2 separate regions of the Mus musculus genome follow, and region 1 is linked to region 2. The links are chromatin contacts, found by Hi-C or POLR2A ChIA-PET in ENCODE. All regions are on one chromosome and are shown on one strand. The core of a region is the stretch at or near the end of the contact, and the rest is flanking DNA. Distances in the headings are between cores, read along the strand shown.

The links. Hi-C counts contacts between places; a loop is a spot of excess contacts on that map. ChIA-PET counts read pairs that join two places held with the same protein, here RNA polymerase II (POLR2A).
Region 1: a loop to region 2 is called in a map of T-helper 1 cell, with 2.7 times the contacts of the local background. The contact joins two enhancer-like sites. A Hi-C loop is called at or near these places in 1 of 37 maps with a recorded cell type or tissue (T-helper 1 cell). POLR2A ChIA-PET finds 5 or more read pairs at or near these places in 2 of 5 experiments (Patski and embryonic stem cell).

What each region holds. Positions count from the first base shown.
Region 1 is chr3:152,258,206-152,261,005 of GRCm38, forward strand. The region is part of intron 1 of Nexn (nexilin); the gene reads right to left. Among named protein-coding and RNA genes, the nearest start is that of Nexn, 6.2 kb to the right of the region's middle. Within about 2 kb of position 1,451, at least 1 of the 3 ENCODE cell types and tissues checked has a DNase peak (open chromatin) inside an H3K27ac peak, as active enhancers do.
Region 2 is chr3:152,109,864-152,112,563 of GRCm38, forward strand. The region is part of intron 3 of Gipc2 (GIPC PDZ domain containing family, member 2); the gene reads right to left. Among named protein-coding and RNA genes, the nearest start is that of Gm40179, 4.1 kb to the left of the region's middle. Within about 2 kb of position 1,333, at least 1 of the 3 ENCODE cell types and tissues checked has a DNase peak (open chromatin) inside an H3K27ac peak, as active enhancers do.

The DNA of each region.
Region 1 (2,800 bases), core at 201-2,700, 150 kb after region 2:
TTTAGCTTCTGTGACATGTTTAACTACTACAAATTATCAGAATAATAACTTTATACATTCTTGGTAGAGTTTTAAAGTTCCACAGTAGTGCTTGGCAATGATTCTTTTGCTCTGAGTCTCAAGAGTCAGGAGTCTGCTCTCACCCAGGTTCTAGCACAGCCCTTCCTCTCTGTCTTTCTTTTCCCCCTAGGGTCTATTCCTGAGGGTACTGGTAGCATAGTGCCCCATGGGAAAGAGACCTGACACCAGATGGTCATCTTCTGGCCCTCACACACACACTAAAGCACACCCTACTCCCACTCACAGTGATCTCTAAAAGCAAGGTAAAACAGATAAACATGGATCCTGAAGAGCTGGTTCAGCACTCATACACTGTCTGTGGCTACAGAGGACCTGGGTTCACTTCCCAGCACCTGCCTGGCTGATTTCGGCCTATCTGTTAACTATAGTTCCAGAGGCTCCAACGCCCTTTTCTAATTTCTGCAAACACCAAGCATGCATGTGGTGCACAGACATGCATGTATAGGCCAAATGCATGTGGAATACAGACATGCATGTGTAGGCAAAATGCCTAGACATATAAAATAAATCTTCAAACTAATATATGTATCAATTCAGAAGTGTTCTCCGAGCATCTTTCTATAGTCTGTTAGGATATTTCCATGGTTCTATTATACAGTGACAAACAGGAGACGCTCTCACAGATCCGAAAGTCTAATAGGATACAGTATAGCTATAAAAAATATAAGGGTCTCATTAAAAGTATTTATTCACTTATTTGTGTATGAGTGTGGGCATAGGTTTGAAAACCTCTTTTATATCTGGCCTAACAAGAGAATACATTCTTATATCTGCTTCTACATTCAAAATACTACGACATGTCATCTTAATCGAAATTTATAGAGAAAACATGACCTCACACAGGTTGCATAACTGCATAAGGGTGATGGATGTCCTTAGCCATACGGAACAGGTCCTGAGACCACCTTTTGAGAGTCACTGAACTTAAAGAAAAAGAGCACGCTATCAAATCAAGTCAATTCCCATTCTAGAAAGTAAAGATTTAGGCTAAGATCTCATTATATTTAGAATGCTAAAGGAAAATTTGCTTAAACTCATTTTGTAACCCAGTAACTGAATACCAGATGACTTTCTATCTAGGAGCATAGAAGTCTTTTTTTTTTTTTTTTTTTTTTTTTTTGGGTTTTTTGGTTTTTCGAGACAGGGTTTCTCTGTATAGCCCTGGCTGTCCTGGAGCTCACTTTGTAGACCAGGCTGGCCTCGAACTCAGAAATCCGCCTGCCTCTGCCTCCCGAGTGCTGGGATTAAAGGCGTGCGCCACCACGCCCGGCTCATAGAAGTCTTTCTGACTCTACTGTTAAAGTGACTTTTGCACTCTGAACAGCCAGGTGCAATATCTATAGCTGCCATATGGGGGCAGCAGCAGCATAACAATGCCATCCTGTGAAGTTCTGAATGTAATCCCAGGCAAAGCCCTTGAACAGTCAAGGACAAGAGCTGCAGAAATGGCTCAGCTGCCCTTCCAGAGGACCCAGGTTCAGTTCCCCGCAAGCATGTGGCAGGTCCCAGGCATCTCTCACTTGCTGTGCTGGTACGGTTCTCGGACACAGCAAGAAAAGAAACCTTCAGAACAGAACTGGTCAGCACGCTAGGTTTAACACTTCTTATAGACCTTATTCTGCGTGTGTATATATTTGTAACTTTGAATTCAGTCTTGTGTGTGCCATGCACGTGTGTGTCAGAGGACAGGTCCTCGGGCAGTCCTCACCTCTACTTTGTTTAAGGTGGGTTTTCTGGCTGGCTGCTGCATGTGCCATATACTCCCTGGCCCATGAGCTTCAAGGATGGGCTTGCCTTGTCTGCTTCCCGTCTCCCTTTAGGAGTTTTGGGGGTACTGATGCCAAGATCTACCATAGCTTTATTTGGGCTCTGGAGATTTGAACACTGGCCTTCAGGCTTGCACACGCTTGCACATGCTTGCACACTAACTGAACAGTCTTTCCAGCTCTCAGCTCATTGTTTCCCAGGCTGTATGAACTCAGGGCTTCACATGTATGAACTCAACCACCAAGCTGCCCTCTTCCCCTCCCTGGAATAACTTGTCCTCAGACCTGTGGTTAGCCTCTCCTTTTCCCCTGTCTTCCTTCACATTTTACATATGCAACCAAAGCATTTCAGCAGCAAACAATGTGCAAAACAAATCTGAAATCAAATGGTGATCGTATTGTTACATAATCTCAGGAGAGCAAAACTGTCCAGACAGTGGCAGCCAGGCAGGTTCTCTTCACTGAATTCAAGTAAATTCTTTGTCTTAGGCCCCTACCTCCCTGGCTCCCTGCCTCCCCCCTCCCTCTGGTGCACAGATGCAGGGATGAGGGCTGGCCTCTGACTTCTCCTCCCACCCCACCCCACTTTTTTTCTTTTCTTTTTTTTTTTTAAGATTTATTTATTTATGTGAGTATACTGTAGCCTTCTTCAGAGACACCAGAAGAGAGCATCAGATCTCATTTCAGATGGTTGTGAGCCACCATGTGGTTGCTGGAAACTGAACTCAGGACCTCTAGAAGAGCAGTCAGTTCTCCTAACCGCTGAGCCATCTCTCCAGCCTCTTTCTATTTCTTTCCTTTTTTTTTTTTTTTTTAAGGTCTCACTTTGTAGCACTGGCTGGCTTAGAACTCTCTTTGTAGATTAGGCCTGTCCTGGTTTGTAATTTACAATCCTCTTGCTGCATCCTCCCCAATGTGAGATCACAGTGTCTACTGCCAGGAATGGCTTTGTT
Region 2 (2,700 bases), core at 83-2,582:
TGCTCAGAGCACAGTTTCAAAAACAGTGTCCGGTGAGAAAGAATAGGTCAGTCTGTCATCGGCACTGGCCAGCAGTGGGAGTGTTCCCAGCCCAGGGTCACATTCGTAAAGCAGGGAAGTCAGGCTTAGTTGTATGGTACCAGTAAGTGAACAAAACACACACATGAGTGCACATGCCACACTCAAGTTTGCCACGTCCCAACAGAGCTGGGAAACACACAGCACACACATGCCCACATCTCTCCACTTCATTCTGCCACAAACAGCACACAGCACACACACCAGCGCCACCGCAGTGTCCCCCTGCCATCTACCCAGCATTCTTTGTTTCTAAAACAAAATTTCCTACAGAGCAGACAGTGAACTGCTCAATCAACACACATGTGTTTTATTCTAGTATTACATACATGTGTCTAATCGAGTGTATATTAGCATATGCTTCAACCACTGTTGCTTAAAGGCTCGTGAACACAATCTACTCCTAGAAAATGAACCAGTTCCGCAGTCATTGAACAAATAGTAGGCACCTCATGTTTACAAAGCGAAGGACCCTAGTGCTGGAGTGTGTAGCTTCTAAAAGGCATGTCCAGCCCTCTGTGAAATCAGCCCACCTCTACAGAGGATATCTGTGAGAGGTGGCTTGTCAATTTGATACCATCTCAGTGAGAGACTGTGTAGAGCAGATTGGCCCCGTAGACATGTTAACTGACCTGAGAAGACCCAGCCAGAAAGCGTGCAGCACCAGTCCCTGAGCTCGAGTCCAGGGTTATGTAAGTGCGAGAACCTGAGCTGGGTGATAAGCATTTCCACATTGAGTGTAGATGAGAAATGAACTAATTTCCTGTCTCCATCACTGCCCTGCTATGATAGACTGTAGCCATGAACTGTGAGCTAAAATAAATGCATTCTCCACTTTCTGCCAGGATATTTTATCACAGCAACAGAAACGAAGCTAGGACAAGTCTCCGCAACACTCCTCTCCACAACAGCAGAGTCTAGAAGGGAAATTACGGGCTGGAGAGATGGCTCAGCGGTTAAGAGCACTGACCGCTCTTCCAGAGGTCCTGAGTTCAATTCCCAGCAACCACATGGAGGCTCACAGTCGTCTGTGACGCAGTTTGCCCATATACGCCCCACAGACCGCCGCCGCAGATCGGCACCTCCCCAACCAGAGCGGAGAGCTCACGCTGACCGTCTCTATCACAGTCCGTGCGGACACTTGGGCTCACTCTTGGTACCCTAGCTGCTTAGGGCCTGCGCCCATCACTGAGTGTCACGAAGAGTCACTGCCCCAAAATCTCCTTATTGGTAGCATTTGTTTTTATGACAGCCAGCTTCTTCTCAGAGAGTGTCACTTCCAAGCCCACCACTTGATGGCACTAAAGCAGAAGTTAAGCTCTGCTTTCTGACAGCCTCCAGACTGGCGTCACCCAGCCTGGCTTTTTCCAAGATTTGAGGAGGTTTCGGGGGCAGGTCAACTTGTTCCTACATGAAAACAGGCAGGATGATCCGGCTCTCATCGCGAGGCTGGTGTAGGAGAAGACAGGGTTAATGTTTGGGGAATGTTTAAAGATTCTGAACGTTGATAGTCTGGCCGAACTTGGAGTATAGCCTACCTCTGCATGTCTGGACAGGCAGACCCAGGCCCTAAATCCATCAGTGCACAGAAATGGGTAGACACAGGCTTCTCTGGGGATGAGTTAGGAGGGGACATGGTTCAGACTGTAGATCTGTAGCCAGCCTCAACCTGTAAGGCCACTACACTCACACATAAGGATTCTCCTCTCTCATTGGATAGCTGCCTGCCACCATCACTGAGAACATAGAACACCCCATCACTGCTGGCTGCCTCTGCAGTGAACCGAGTGTCACCGAGAGACAGCTGTGTTTCTCCCAAACCTTCTCATAGCTGTGATGTCTGTCACTCTAATTATGTGATTTAATTTTAAAGAACACGAGCTGATGACACGGGGAGCTATAATTACCCAAAAAATTAGGTTAAGTGCTTTGGAGCAACTTTGTAAGAGTTGAAGAAAAAAAAAAAAACGAAGGCAAGTGGGTGGCCCTAGGAGATTGGAAAAAGTATTACAGTCATGGTCATTTCACAAACCAGGCTCTTCTTTTTAATGAAAGAACTCACATGTGTTCCTTAACGTTGTGATTATATAAGAAAGAAGTCCAGTTAGGTGTGGTGGCAGTTACACTCAGGAGCCAGAGGCAGGAAGATCTGAGTTCAAGGCCAACCCTGGCTACATGAGACCTGAAGGAAGGAATGAAGCAAGCTGGGGAGGGAAGATTTCACACATTCTGGTTTGTGTGAAAAGAAAAGAAAAGGCCTTTTAGGAGCTAAAGGACAAAGATGCTTGCCACATGAGCCTAGTAACCTGAGTCCCATCCACAGGATCAAAATAAACACATCCTCTGCCCTCCATAAATGTGCCTTGCATACAACATACACACTAATAATGACTAATGATGAGTGAAAACAAATAATGATGATACTGATGATGAATAAAAGCCCTTTTAGGTCGAGAATTGTAAAATAATGTACTTTATTTATTTATTTATTTATTTATTTATTTATTTTTGGTTTTTCAAGACAGGGTTTCTCTGTATAGCCCTGGCTGTCCTGGAACTCACTTTGTAGACCAGGCTGGCCTCGAACTCAGAAATCCGCCTGCCTCTGCCTCCTAAGTGCTG